Regions from separate parts of the Homo sapiens genome. Here region 2 is linked to region 1. The links are chromatin loops, found by intact Hi-C in ENCODE. Cell type or tissue: B cell. All regions are shown on one strand.

Region 1 (8,000 bases):
AATGATAAAGGGGATATCACCACCGATCCCACAGAAATACAAACTACCATCAGAGAATACTACAAACACCTCTACGCAAATAAACTAGAAAATCTAGAAGAAATGGATAAATTCCTCGAAACATACATTCTCCCAAGACTAAATCAGGAAGAAGTTGAATCTCTGAATAGACCAATAACAGGATCTGAAATTGTGGCAATAATCAATAGCTTACCAACCAAAAAGAGTCCAGGACCAGATGGATTCACAGCCGAATTCTACCAGAGGTACAAGGAGGAACTGGTAACATTCCTTCTGAAACTATTCCGATCAATAGAAAAAGAGGGAATCCTCCCTAACTCATTTTATGAGGCCAGCATCATCCTGATACCAAAGCCTTGCAGAGACACAACCAAAAAAGAGAATTTTAGACCAATATCCTTGATGAACATTGATGCAAAAATCCTCAATAAAATACTGGCAAACTGAATCCAGCAGCACATCAAAAACCTTATCCACCATGATCAAGTGAGCTTCATCCCTGGGATGCAAGGCTGGTTCAATATACGCAAATCAATAAATGTAATCCAGAATATAAACAGAACCAAAGACAAAAACCACATGATTATCTCAATAGATGCAGAAAAGGCCTTTGCCAAAATTCAACAACACTTCATGCTAAAAACTCTCAATAAATTAGGTATTCATGGGACGTATCTCAAAATAATAAGAGCTATCTATGACAAACCCACAGCCAATATCATACTGAATGGGCAAAAACTGGAAGCATTCCCTTTGAAAACTGGCACAAGACAGGGATGCCCTCTCTCACCACTCCTATTCAACATAATGTTGGAAGTTCTGGCCAGGGCAATTAGGCAGGAGAAGGAAATAAAGGGTATTCAATTAGGAAAAGAGGAAGTCAAATTGTCCCTGTTTGCAGATGACATGATTGTACATCTAGAAAACCCCACTGTCTCAGCCCAAAATCTCCTTAAGTTGATAAGCAACTTCAGCAAAGTCTCAGGATACAAAATCAACGTACAAAAATCACAAGCATTCTTATACACCAATAACAGACAAACAGAGAGCCAAATCATGAGTGAACTCCCATTCACAATTGCTTCAAAGAGAATAAAATACTTAGGAATCCAACTTACAAGGGACGTGAAGGACCTCTTCAAGGAGAACTACAAACCACCGCTCAATGAAATAAAAGAGGATACAAACAAATGGAAGAACATTCTATGCTCATGGGTAGGAAGAATCAATATCGTGAAAATGGCCATACTGCCCAAGGTAATTTATAGATTCAATGCCATCCCCATCAAGCTACCAATGACTTTCTTCACAGAATTGGAAAAAACTACTTTAAAGTTCATATGGAACCAAAAAAGAGCCCGCATCGCCAAGTCAATCCTAAGCCAAAAGAACAAATCTGGAGGCATCACGCTACCTGACTTCAAACTATACTACAAGGTTACAGTAACCAAAACAGCATGGTACTGATACCAAAACAGAGATATAGATCAATGGAACAGATCAGAGCCCTCAGAAATAATGCCGCATATCTACAACTATCTGATCTTTGACAAACCTGAGAAAAACAAGCAATGGGGAAAGGATTTCCTATTTAATAAATGGTGCTGGGAAAACTGGCTGGCCATATGTAGAAAGCTGAAACTCGATCCCTTCCTTACACCTTATACAAAAATTAATTCATGATGGATTAAAGACTTACATGTTAGACATAAAACCATAAAAACCCTAGAAGAAAACCTAGGCATTACCATTCAGCACATAGGCATGGGCAAGGACTTCATGTCTAAAACACCAAAAGCATTGGCAACAAAAGCCAAAATTGACAAATGGGATCTAATTAAACTACAGAGCTTCTGCACAGCAAGAGAAACTACCATCAGAGTGAACAGGCAACCTACAAAATAGGAGAAAATTTTCACAACCTACTCATCTGACAAAGGGCTAATATCCAGAATCTACAATGAACTCAAACAAATTTACAAGAAAAAAACAAACAACCCCATGAAAAAGTGGGCAAACGATATGAACAGACACTTCTCAAAAGAAGACATTTATGCAGCCAAAAGACTCATGAAAAAATGCTCATCATCACTGGCCATCAGAGAAATGCAAATCAAAACCACAATGAGATACCATCTCACACCAGTTAGAATGTCAATCATTAAAAAGTCAGGAAACAACAGGTGCTGGAGAGGATGTGGAGAAATAGGAACACTTTTACACTATTGGTGGGACTATAAACTAGTTCAACCATTGTGGAAGTCAGTGTGGTGATTCCTCAGGGATCTAGAACTAGAAATACCATTTGACCCAGCCATCCTATTACTGGGTATATACCCAAAGGACTATAAATCATGCTGCTATAAAGACACATGCACACGTATGTTTATTGCTGCACTATTCACAATAGCAAAGACTTGGAACCAACCCAAATGTCCAACAGTGATAGACTGGATTAAGAAAATGTGGCACATATATACCATGGAATACTATGCAGCCATAAAAAATGATGAGTTCATGTCCTTTGTAGGGACATGGATGAAATTGGAAATCATCATTCTCAGTAAACTATCGCAAGAACAAAACACCAAACACCGCATGTTCTCACTCATAGATGGGAATTGAACAATGAGAACACATGGACACAGGAAGGGGAACATCACACTCTGGGGACTGTTGTGGGGTGGGGGGAGTGGGGAGGGATAGCATTAGGAAATATACCTAATGCTAAATGACGATTTAATGGGTGTAGCACACCATCATGGCACATGTATACATATGTAACTAACCTGCACATTGTGCACATGTACCCTAAAACTTAAAGTATGATAATAATAATAATAATAAATAATAAAAAAAGAAGAAGAAGAAGAAGAAAGAGGAGGAGGAGGTGAAAAGAAAAAATCAGCTCATGAATGATATCAAGACAGGAAACGGGCATTTAATGACTACTGTTTTGCAAGGGATTCAGACACTCCTACAAGGCTAAATTGTAAGGTTGATGAAAACATCATTTAAGATGTAGCCTATCATAATTATTTGTACAAAAGTACTTTTGAAAGCTTTATTAAGTTTTAATTAACATACAGTAAACTGCACATATTTAAAATGCAAAAAAATTAAATTAAATTAAATTAAATTAAACACTTTTATGAAGCTCTAAGTATAAAAAGTCATTAAAGTACCATTTCAAATATAAATATGTTCATTCCAGAAATTAAAAACATATAAAACCAAATGGCTTTTCCAAGTTAATGAAACAGAATAAGGTGCTAAGGAATACAAAGTGGGCTAGGCACGGTGGCTCACGCCTGTAATCCCAACACTTTGGGAGGCTGAGGTGGGCAGATCGCTTGAGCCTAGGAGTTTGAGACCAGCCTGGGCACCATGGTGAAACCCCGTCTCTACAAAAAATACAAAAATTAGCCAGGTGTGGTGGCATGTGCCTGTAGTCCCAGCTACTTGGGAGGCTGAGGCAGGAGGATCGCTTGAGCCTGGGAGGTCAAGGCTGTAGTGAGTCATGATTGCATGCCACTGCACTCAGGCCTGGTCAACAGAGTGAGACCCTGTCTCCAAAAAAAAAAAAAAAAAAGAAAAAGAATAGAAAAAAAAGAAAAAAGTGATAACACTGATTTTAAACTAAAAGTTTTAAACTTTTAAGTTCATCTCATTCAAACTTCACATATAAATATTTAGATACTTACAAGTTTCTCCTCTAGAGAAAGAGCACCCTCTACTGCCAATATCTGGTATTGCTTATGTTTTAAATTTCCCATAGATTTCCGAAGTTGCTTGAGACTGCTAGCCTCTATGTCTTGCTTTAATAATTTCTGCATTTCTCGAGAAGGACATCCAGGATCAAGTATTAGTAAGCATAATGTTCGGTTTTTTTTCTCTTCAATTCCAATAACAGTTCGACTGTGACCTATCAAAAGATTTTTAAGTTATACATACGTCACATCTATTTACAGTTATACAAATAGTCTCTGTATGTATGTTGTGTGATCATATGTGTGTTTAGAATATAAATACAGTCAGACTCTGACACATATGTATCTAAGTTCTCCTAAGACGTAAGAGTTTAGTTCTACTTCAGTTTTTTCATTTAACTTTAGTTTTCTAAAGGCTTCATTACCAAAAAAAACATTTTTATTCTGCCAAATATTTTACTTTTCCTTTCCCAATCCTTTGATCCTTCTTATTCAAATTATCTCAAATGAAAGAACAAAAACTGTTCTAGAACAAAACTCTCATGATTCCAAAAGGTAAACAAAAGTAAACCCATAAATGCTAGAATATCAGTGGAGGGAGCTTAATCTCTTATAGTTTATATTCCTAAACAATGAAATTCCTAACATTTACTTCTGTTTATTCCTGTCAATCCAAACCATCATTCATAATTTACCAAGTATCTATGTGCCGGGTACTACTCCAAGCACGAAGGTATATAACAGCAAACAAAACAGACAAACGTGCCTGTGTTCTTGGAACTTATATTCTAATAGGAAGAGATACTCTATAAATGAGGTAAATAAGTGAAGAAAATGCCAGCGGTGGGATGCTGGGATGAGTTGTACGTGTTTTTGACACAGCCTCACTCCGCCGCCCAGGCTGGAGTGCAGTGGCAGAATCATGGCTCACTATAGCCCCCAACTCCAAGGCTCAAGTGACCCTCCCACCTCAGCCTCCTGAGTAGCTAGGACTACAGGCATGTGCCACCACACCTGGCTAATTTTCTTATGTTTTTGTAGAGACAGGGTCTCACTATGTCACTCAGGCTGGTCTCAAACTGCTGGGCTCAAGCAATCCTCCTGCTTTGGCCTCTGAAAGTGCTAGGATTACAGGCATGAGTTACCATGCCTGGCCTTGAGTTCTACTTTTAAGGTAAGGTAAGGTCAGGGAAGGCCTCACTCAAGTGACATGTGGGTAAAGACCCAAGAAGGTAAGGGATGAACAATGAAGGACAAGTGAACTAAACACAGAAAACAAGAAGTGCAAAAGGTCCTGAAGATGTCAGGAATATCAGTCTTAATTACCCAATGAAGTATTGTAGAAATATCAATCTTAATTACCTAAGAAAGTATTGTACTGTCAAAGGAGCTCTGAAAAATTAAACAGATTAATGTCATAATACTCCCTGCTATTATCAGACCAGCCTGGCCAACATGGTGAAACCCCGTTTCTACTAAAAATACAAAAATTAGCCAGGTATGGTGGCAGGCGCCTGTAATCCCAGCTACTCAGGAGGCTGAGGCAGGAGAATCACTTGAACCTGGAAGGTGGAGGTTGCAGCGAGCCAAGATTGCACCACTGCACTCCAGCCTGAGCAACAGAGTGAGATTCTGTCTAAAAAAACAAACAAACAAACAAAAAACCTTAACCTGTCTGAAAGCAACAATTTGTTATCTTATAAACAACATTGTCAAATATGAGTTATATTAATACTAACCTTGATGCTGAAGATAGATAGGAGGTTTAGATGTACACACTACCTTTGGACTCCCTTCTCCCTCTGAAGAATAATAGTTCAATATCCATTCAAATAAGCGAGGGTGTGTACCCAAAGGACCAGTTGATTTGTGAAAATCAACAATATGACACCTATTAAAAATTGACAAAATGCACATTTAAAGGGCATTTTAAAATATTTTCATCGATGGAGTTATCAAATACAACAAATTCTTAGTTTAGAACTAACTGTTTCTAGCCATTACTTTCCTATAAAAGAAGAAAAGTAAATATAAATTTTTATTACTTATCTAAAAAACTCCTTTTTGTGGGGGATAACTATTTAACAATTCTCCCTATTTAACTATTTAACTATTCCTCTAACTAGCTAACTATTTAAATAACTTCATAATAAGTCTGCTGACTAACCTAAAGGTTACAAACATTCTCTGATATATAAAATCTCCATGAATAGTAAATAATGACCATACTTGATTTTTAAAAAGTCATCTACACATAATTTTTTCACAGCTTTTATTCTAGTTTCTAACCCTGATGATCAGAAGCTGATTTCTGATTTTAATTCCTCAGTAGCCATTGGTATATATAAAATAGATCCTAAATACTTTTCCTGTCGGTCTCTCAAATCTCTATAACAGAAAATACTTGTAAATCATAGAAAAATGTGTGTGTACTCAATCTATACATCTATCTCCTATTTGCCACCGGACCACCGTGGTATTCTTCCTTCAAGAGGAAGTCACCCTTGAATAAACATTTTTTTAACCAGAAACACTGTTTATACTACTCAACAACTGTTTTTAAAAGGTCGGGTATAACTAAAAGCATTTGATAGCTTTATCATCACTTTAAACTACAGCACAGATATCCTGTTCTTGTTTCTCTTGGCAATAAAATCTCTAAAACATCCGAATTGCTAACCTCAGCCTCAGCAAATTTAATGCTGGTAACTTACAGTTGGTTACTGGGTTTTAAGTGCTCAAATAAACTTCTGGATAAACCGTTTAAAAAGAATGTTTTGGGGTTAGCAGTTTGCATATTTACATTTAGAATACTAATTAAACAGTACCCTACAGGATATAACTCATAGAGAGAGCAACAGAAAGACATGTAAATAACTACTAAACACACTCAGGATATATTAATAAAAAAGCTTTCTAAATTATTTAAGGTACCAAGAAAGAAGCTGGACAAAAATTACGGCTGGGTGCAGTGGCTCACGCCTGTGATCCCAGTACTTTGAGAGGCCAAGGCGGGTGGATCGCTTGAGCCTAGGAGTTCAAGACCAGCCTGGACAACATGGCGAAACCCCATCTCTACTAAAAATGCAGAAAAAAAAAAATTAGCCAGGCATGGTGGCACATGCCTGTAATCCCAGCTACTCAGGAGGCAAAGGCACAAGAATCACTTAAGCCTGGGAGGCAGGGGTTGCAGTGAGCCAAGATCGCGCCACTGCACTCTGGTCTGGGTGACAGACTGGAGACAGACTCTGTCTCAAAAAAAAAAAAAGAAAAAGAAAAAGAAAAAAATTACTTTAAAACTCAAAACATGATAGAGTATAAATAATCTCAAAGTGTGAACACATTGGCAAAAAGAAAAAGGAGAAAAGCAGGAATAAATTTAGAGGGCATTAAAATAGTTCTTTAAATAATTCAAGAAAGTTATTATACATACACACAACATTAGTTTTTCTATGTTAATGAAAGAAATATTTTTATTTCTGAATCTAATCAATCAATGTGGTAAAAAGAATGTGATACACTGGTTAAATAACTTAGAAACAAACATAAAAGAAAATATAAAGCCATAAAGCTTAACGCAAACATTCCATTAAACACGATCACAGACATCTATCTCTATTTCCTCTTAAAAACCCAATGACATAATACTGAAGGAAAAAATGATTTAAACACCCAAGGACAAAGAGAATGGGAATAGACAGGAAAAGAGCTCACATCTTCAGAAAATGGAAAGCACCACAGAGAACATATAAAAGTAAATAAAAGAAAATGGAGACCGTATGTTTCAAAATCAGAGAGAGGCTGAAAGCTTAGAAGCATAAGGTTTGAGAACAGTGAGGCTAAAAATATGAGATTAATTAAAAGTTTGCTTAGAAGGCAAATCACACCTTAACTCTCCCCTCCACTAATGTAGGAACTCTAGGTAAGAGAGTGAAAAACTCTTCTCTGGATAACTTCTGGGAAAAGATCTCTCTATATAACGATATTTGAGAGTTCCCCAACCAAATAGTAACCTTCCGCCTTCCACCTAAGACTTTTAAATAAGTCTGCTAATCTGCAAGCTCTGTGCAGTCCTACAGCACTCTAATCAGCTTTTTAATGTTTCATTCTTCACTCTCTGAATGGACAACTAAGGATTTCCAAAATTAAAAGAAAGCCTTCAAAATAGAAAAGACTAAAACAAACAGATATGAAAAAATACTAATATCGAACAAACAAAATGCAGGCAATAGAAAGAAAACATTGGAAGAAATTTTGCAACCATAAAGA
Region 2 (8,000 bases), 110 kb before region 1:
CAAAATTTACTAGTATTATCATAACTTTGGGAAACTGTATTACTTCCACTTTTGTGAAACATTTTTGCTTTCTTTAGATGTAGACTGGAACTATGTACAAAATAAGCTGGTCAACAGCAAATCGTTGGAAGATCAACAGGCACAAAACACGATAAAATTGAATCTCACAAACTGATTAAAACATTAAACTAAAATGCAGACTTACATTGCTCTGCTTTCATAATAAAGGTAGGTTAAGTAAGGTTAATCATGGGTTCCCTTACCTTTACAAAGTTGCTTTGTCATTTTTGCTTACTTATCTTAACATTACAACTCTTGCTTCACATAATGCAAACTAATTATCTCCCTTTGGCACAGAAAGATCTAATGAACATTTCAGAACGTCAACTTGGTTAATTTAAAGCCTATGAGACCCACTGGCAGGCTTTAAGTCTAAGCCCCCAGCTACATCTTTCACTGGGTGGTAGCTTAAGGGCCAGTCTGCCATTTATCCTTGCATATCACCACCTTGGGCTTCCACGGAAGAAAGTATAAATTATTGGCGGGTGATATTCTGGAGTTCTTGGCCACAGTGTCATTTAACAGCACTTCTAACAGCAGTCAAATAGAGACAGTAGATTTATAGTCATTGGAGGGATTGAGAAAGCGAACATAGATTTGGTTGCAGAAGTTGAAGAAATTTGTAGGAAAAAAGAGGTAGTGGTTGTATTTAACAAATTTCACAGTATTTAACAAAAAGTCTTTATTTCAGAAGAAAAGTTTGCACACTGAAAATTGTGCTCTTCAGCCTATTTTGTGTCTTCAGTGGCAAGAAGTTGACACCACTCTAGCAAGAAAAACACGTGGCTTCATTTGCCACCTCTTCCTTCCACCAGACAGCTAGAGTTGCACTGAGTGGCCAGAATAATTCCAGCGTGAGAGAGCAGGTAGGATAGGGTCAAACGTGAGGCCACCAAAATTTAAAACGGCAATAGAAATGTAAGTAACAATCAGGTTGGCTCGGCTCATGCCTTCTGTACTGGTTGTCAGATTATTGCCTCTCAGCTTAAAACCTGCTGTTCAATGCCCTACTTGTAACGCTAGAGCTCCATCATGCAGACATTTCTCCTTGGCCAGAAGAAGGTGCTGCAGGGACACTGCAGGAAGAAGGGGCTTTTCTTCTGTCTCTAGCGTGCCTTTTGTTGGCTTGCTCCTGCTGTGAATTGTGACTGGCAGGGCATAGAATACCCAGTGGCCTTTCCTTCCTAACTTGCTACTTCCAGCTTATAGTTTTCTTACTGTCCCCATCAGCCCACTTACACCCTAATGTGAGTTTCCTGATTGCAAGGTTTAGCCCATTGTTCCCTGCCGGCAGTCTGAGTCTAGCAACACAGCAGCCTTCTCCACTATCCATAGTCTGTAATCATACCTTCCCCAACAAGATTTGAATCCCAGCCTTAAGAAGTGGAACTCTGTCTAAAAAGGATTCCTCCTTTGGGTACTCAACTCTCACCCATAAATTCTGTAGTGCGTTTTTTTTTTCCCCTTTCTCAGTAGCTAATCCCCTATAAATAGCTAATAATGTTTTATATTCAACCTTTCATTTTGAAATGATTGTGTGATTCCTGTCTCCTGACTGAAACCTCTCTGGCTCGCCTTCCAAGCTGTGGGACTCCCCTCTGAAAATGTCTAATAAAATCAGATTTGGACATCCTTGTTGAAGTGTCAAATCAGTGCTTCAAATCTGTATTGGAGATTGGAAATCTATAGCCCTCATGCTGTCTCCATTCTAAAGCAGCTCAGGAGTTTTGGCTTGAAATATTTTCATTCGTCCTATAGATTCAGTCATAGCAGTCTTGTGCATTCAGATCAGAAGCAGAAGAAAAAAAAATATGACTAGTATGATTTGCTGAAATTTTTCTGTGTACACTCAACTCTAATCTCAAATGGAACATTTTATTGAAATAAAAATGATTCACCCACTGGGAAAAAAATTCCCCCTGCTATTCTGTTTTCTCTCTGGATTATGTGCCTAAATCTTTTGTCCTAGAGTTTATGCTTACAAAATTCACCACTTAGATTTACTTCCCTGCTTTAGGCACCCTCATTCATATTGCTTCCTATGATCATTTCCTTGATTTTTTATTACTCATCCCCCAAAATCATTGCTCACATTATTTAATTAAGGTAAAATTTCAATTTATACTATAAAAGAAAAGTTCTCTTCTTTTGCTTTCCAGAATTTCCAACAAGTACAGTATATTAGATGCTGATTTTTTAAACCTAAAAATCGGGGTTTCAAGTTTTTTAAGTCTTTTTATGCTGTATTTAAAAATCCCTTCTTACTGTGACAACAAAGTAATGTGATATTTACACTGAAAAATGATAAATTCCCCCACGTCCCTCAGAGTAATCATCATATTGACATGGACCTGAGAGCAAAAAGCTTCTCAACTTTGACAAACATAATTTGTGCAAGGCCGAGCAGTTATAAACATTGTCAGTAACTAGAAGGTATGGATGGATGCTCTGCAGGAGGCTTTGGAAGCTACATTCACCACACTCAGCTATTTATGATTATAATTCAATGTGCAGATGATAGCTAGTGAAAATAACACCTGAAATTCAGAAGAATGACAGCTGAAAGAGGTCTCTTCTGACAAATATGGAAACCAAAGTTTGGACAGCTTAAGCAACTTGCTTGGAGTCACACAGTGGGAATGTGGATCAGCAGGATGTGGACTCTTCCTTTTTAATCTCCACTACATTGGACATGGTTAGGCCAGTGCTCATCTACTGGTGAGGATCACAGCTCCTTGTGTCCAAACTACTTTCAAAAGGCAACATTATTATAATTATTGTCAAGCCTAGCCTTTATAATCATCTTGATTTAAATGATCAAGTTTATCTCTAATTAGCTTCTCCTAATAACGAAACTATTTTATCATAAATGTGTTTGGAAACCCTAAAATATATTTTGTATAACTAAGGAGGTTTTTTGGCTCTTTGACCAGAGACAGGTGCAATTGCACTTTCTACTTTCCCTTATAATAAACAGAAAGACATATAGGTCTGTAAGTAACAGTTGAATTATCTAATATTTCATTATTACAACTAAAATCAGCTATGGTAATTCTACTGAATATTACACATTTTCATTTAGACCAACTGCAAAATTTTTCTCAGAACAGTTACCATAGTAGAAAAATATCTTTAAAGATATATTTTAAACAATTAGTTTGTGGAAAAAACACTAGAATAAGGTCAAAAGAATTAAATTCTAAGCTGGCTTTTCTTACTATGTGTCCATGGTGATAGCAGATAAGTCTCAATTATTCTATCAGTAAAATGGGGCTAATGATAGATGATAGATGTTCTTTTTATTTCACAAGGTTCTTATAAGGGAAATACAGGTAATAGGTAGGAGTTACTTTGAACTTTTATAAAGAAAATATCAATGCTATTAAAGTTTTTCAATACCATGTTATAATGCTGTTGACTTACAAATGTTCAAAATAAATTAGTATGTCTTATTTAATATTTGTAGTTGTACTTTGAAGTAACTACTACAAAAAGTTAAGTTGTATATTATAAAATTCTGTTTTAAAAATGGATGAATTTTAATGTTGTAGGAATGAGACTTTATAATTAACTTGGCATCTTTTTTTTATATAAAATGCAAGGTCAACTAAAGATTTTTGCCTTCAATGATTTGGCCATTATCATGGGATTTCTTTTCAGACCACTAGATGGCGCAACTTAAGTCTACTACTTGTTAAAAGACATTGTCAGAGGCCTAATGACAGACCGACCTCCTCTTTGAAGAAAAAAACTAGTGAGGGAAACAAGAGAGGGGAATGTTATGAATACCTGAAGTTACACAGTCCTTCTCTCGCAAAGGCAGAGGCGTGCTGAGTGCAGTGTAAGTTCAGGAAACCTGTTCCTACATGTAGTCTTTTTACTAACTCAGAGGGAGGGATCACTTCTCCTGTCTGGGCATAGGTTTCTTCATCTAGTCAATTCTCTTCAAATGCATTCCTTCTCTCTCTTTCCTTCCCTGGAGACAGGACAGAGATCATGAGTTTTATGGGTGCCATGGTCTCTAGGTGCTCAGTACTTGAGACGGATGATGATGGTGTTCGGTAGAAGTGTGTGGTCTGAGAGGGGAGCCAAACAAATTTTACAGCCATTAGGTTCTATTCTTGACTCTGCCATGCTCTGGGAGCAGCATGTGACTACAGTAAACTTCTTCTGAACTTGGCCTAGTTCTCTGTAAAACTGACTGTATCATTTGACATCTGCCTCCTCTGAGGAGAGTTTACAAGGATTAATAAGATAATGCTGCCACAGGCCCGACGTTTGGATGAAAGCTGCTAATTTTTAACAAAGCTTCAGTGGGCAGGTCCATAACTAAAGTCTGACCTTTCATCTTTGTCAAAGTGCTCCTGAAATGGGTGACATTAGTGCTACAAGTAAAGGAACATTTTGTTGGAGAAGTAAAAATGATCAAGAGGAAGGAAATCAGGCCTTTGAAGGAAGGTGCAAAGAGCAGGGACAGTTGTCTTACACTAGAGAAGGGTGAAGGTGATGAATATTCTCCTCATTGACAAGAAAGAATCTTGCATAGGAGTGGAAGTGGATCTTTTTCCTGTTCACTGAGGACAGAAGACACAGGAAGGAATTCATCAGAATGGTTGATAAGACATGAAAATCTTAGAGAAGGGATATTTGGAAAGCAGATGTTGTACATTTTTCTAATAGGGGAGAATCAAGCAGACTTGTTTCTAACTTGGTGAAAATTGTGTACCATTAGGAGGTCAAATTTCGTTAGAATCTTCTTTACTCTTTTAAAGACAGAATATGGTTTCTGAATATAATTTCTAAATGGGGAACATTCTGGGTTTTTTTCATGGGTCTTTTCCTGCTGAGATATGAATTCATTTTCTTTCCTATGCTCTCCATAGAACATTTCTTACTCGATTCCTCTTCAACCTTTTCTTTTTTAATCTGGAGCATTGAAAGAACTCTTGTTCTATTTCCACATATTGAAGACTTCATTGTAAGGTAAAGCGAGTAGTTCCTCATGGAAGGGACTCGAGGAGCCCTTAAATGCATTGGGCAAGGTGAGGAGCATTCGCAGGCTACCTCCTGCAGAAGAAAAGCAACTTCCTAAGGGGCCTGAACAAAAGTCTGCTTTGATTCCTTCTTTCTCCTTCCTCCCCTCTTCCCTTCCTCTTTTCTTTTCTTTCAACTAATTTTTATTGAGTAAATACCCAGTAAGAAGTCCTACATTAGGCCCCACATAAATATGTACTTCCTATTGGCATATTTAATTTGGCTTTCAGCTCTGTAATTTTCCTGTGGCTAATAGAGAATGGAGAATATCCTGGTCGAGGACCACAGGTAACAAGAAAGTTTTACATGAGACTTCTTAGCCACCTCTGGGAAGGATTCATATGGGATATTTGTTAGCAGCTATTTTGAAGTTAATCATAATAATTTTTAAAAGTTACCATTTTTATTTTCTACTAGAGAAGCTTTGTTCCCTTATGTTCTTCTGATTAAAATGAATATGTGGAATTATCTCTTCTGAGTCTCTTCAGAAGCTTTTCAGTGATTTGGATGTTGCCCTCAGCGCTAATAATAGACAGTAAGAAAAAACTGGAGAATCCTCCCATGTCACTGCACTATTCTAACTGGATGAGCCAATATTCTCTGGGCCAAGGGCATTTACGGTATTGAGCATATTTCAGATAATCTCTGACCCTACATCGTGTGACAGAATGTAATTCCAGCTTCTCAGCAATGAGGTTGTATATGCCTCTACTTCCAGTTGGTTACTGCTCTTTTTTCAACAGATATTTTTTGTTCTGTTAATCATCTTCTTAAAAAAATAAGTGAATACATTAATAAATGGCAAAAGATACATATACAAACATATCCAGAGGAATGAAATTTTTTGCTAGTTATGCTAACATATCTTTAGAATGAAGTCTCCAAATTGCCCTTGAAATTATTCTTCAAATGTTCAAAGCCTAATAAACAACCTTAAATACAGGAGTCAGGTTTTATTTTCCACATTATATAAGTTTTCAGATTATTGGTCAATGCTCTACCGCCTTATTAATTTGCAAGACAAAGTCTTAAATCTTTCTTTCTTTTTTTTTTTTTTTGAAACAGGGTCTTGCTCTGTCACCCAGGCTGGAGTGCAGTTGCATGATCTTGACTCACTGTAACCTTCACCTCCCAGCCTCAAGCCATCCACCCCTCTCAGCTTTCTGAGTTGTTGGGACTACAGCTGTGCCACCACGCCCGGCTAATTTTTGTATTTTTTTGTAGAGGTGGGATTTCACCATGTTGGCCAGGCTGGTCTCGATCTCTCCATCTCCTGAGCTCAAGTGATTTGCCCACACTAAGCTAATGGGATGAATTTTGGCAAAGATCAAGAGGGAGTCATTCTCAAACCAATCTATCCTCATTATAGAGAGACTGTGTCTTACTAATCAAAAAGCCTAGGGGGCTACCAACTAGAAATGCAACAAAACACAACCATCTACATTTATATATTACAAGTATTTACTTTCCATTAAAACAGCTGGTATTCTTGTAGTATTGCCTATAGAATTAGTTTCATTAAAAAATGTTTTATTTTATTTTTCAAACTACTGTTTTGGGATCTTACTTATATTCTGACAATATAAAAAGGGACTTTTTTCCCCAGCCTGGTTAGTGGTATGATAAACTCATTGTGCTAAGGTTGGAAGATACTCGAATAACAGTTTCAACCACATTATTCACTAGCCATGAAATAATACCAGTAATAATATGAGTAAATGGAAAAATCTTTCATTTGGATTGTATTTTTAATGTAGAATTTTTCCCCACATATACTATTATTTACTGTTCATCATATTATTTCTGGAACTTAATTTTCTTATCTGGAAAATGGGGATAGTAACTCCAATTCTGCCTATTTCAGAGGGTTACTGTGACAGTGAAAGACAAAGAGTATGTAAAACTGCATTTAGGCTCAGAAAGCATGATGGTATAGAATGACAGCCATTCATGCACAGAGTCAGTTTGGTCATGTATAACAATATTAAGGACTAGGAGAGAAAAAAAAATGAGACTGACTTAATTGATCAGTTTTGTAAACCTGGAGACACGCGTATCTTCTGAGTCTCCCACAAATTAACAACACTACATTAATAACCATAGGCCAAGATTTTTAAAGGCTGGCTAAAGATGCATTTTCCGGTTTAATTTCTAATAAAAGTGAGCTAATCCTGGATGATTCCAAGTTGTCTCCTACATATCAGGGCTATGAAAGTTCTTAGAACAAATATATTTACAGGAAGTTCTGTTTTTCTCTTGGGAAAACAATACTCTGGGAATGACTAAACAATATTCTTTGATACTACCAAAAACCATCTCCCTCCATGTGCTGAAAATTATCGTAAAGAAACTGGTTTGGGGCATGCATGTTTTAAGGTTGCCCTATTACACTCCCCTTCTGTTTACCTTCTGAAAATGCTTTTTCCACTGTGAGACATATACTCTACACACTCCTGTAGTCAGGAAAATCTATAGTTGCTTAAATGCATCTTTCAGTTCACAGTAGCTTTATCTCTGTGCTGAAATAAAATGCTTTTCAATCAGAATCTCCTTTCTCAGCACCTAACAATGAATGCAGATGGAACCTGTCCAATCTGAACAGAAAACCACCATACTCAAAAAGAATCAGAGATTTTTCAAAACATATTGACAGAGATAAAAACATAGTTACCTGGGCAATTATGTCTATAATTTCTGAATAACTATGGCATCTTCCCACGCAGGATCGAGCCAAAAAGTCTTCCACAAGCCGCGTTCCAATGCCGTAACCCCTGTGGATGACGGAAAGAGTGTGGTCTGAAAATTCTAAGAAATTAGTGAAGTCTGTCAGTTTTTAAGAAGCGATTTGTGTGTTTAGCACTTGTGCAAGTGAATCACAAATCAAACCAAATATGACGAGTCAAATG

Evidence for each region. Hi-C counts contacts between places; a loop is a spot of excess contacts. Peaks named below come from ENCODE experiments on the same cell type or tissue, not always from the same donor. Only the 100,000 strongest peaks of a DNase experiment are listed, where the experiment ranks them.
Region 2: a loop joins it to region 1, with 28 times the contacts of the local background. A loop is called at or near these places in 25 of 110 quality-filtered maps.

Annotation. Positions count from the first base shown.
Region 1 is chr6:116,641,989-116,649,988 of GRCh38, forward strand. ZUP1 (zinc finger containing ubiquitin peptidase 1) reads right to left here. Exons shown (of 10, transcript NM_145062.3): 8 at 5,471-5,622; 9 at 3,726-3,946. Among named protein-coding and RNA genes, the nearest start is that of ZUP1, 23 kb to the right of the region's middle. In B cell, CTCF peaks have their summits at 3,752 (motif pointing left) and 3,951; a DNase peak (open chromatin) is centred at 3,773; H3K27ac peaks cover 373 bases.
Region 2 is chr6:116,532,598-116,540,597 of GRCh38, forward strand. It overlaps TRAPPC3L (trafficking protein particle complex subunit 3L), which reads right to left. Exons shown (of 5, transcript NM_001139444.3): 3 at 7,766-7,865. It also overlaps a transcript of CALHM4 not described here. Among named protein-coding and RNA genes, the nearest start is that of TRAPPC3L, 9.1 kb to the right of the region's middle. In B cell, CTCF peaks have their summits at 3,759 (motif pointing right) and 3,961; a DNase peak (open chromatin) is centred at 3,754; H3K27me3 peaks cover 261 bases.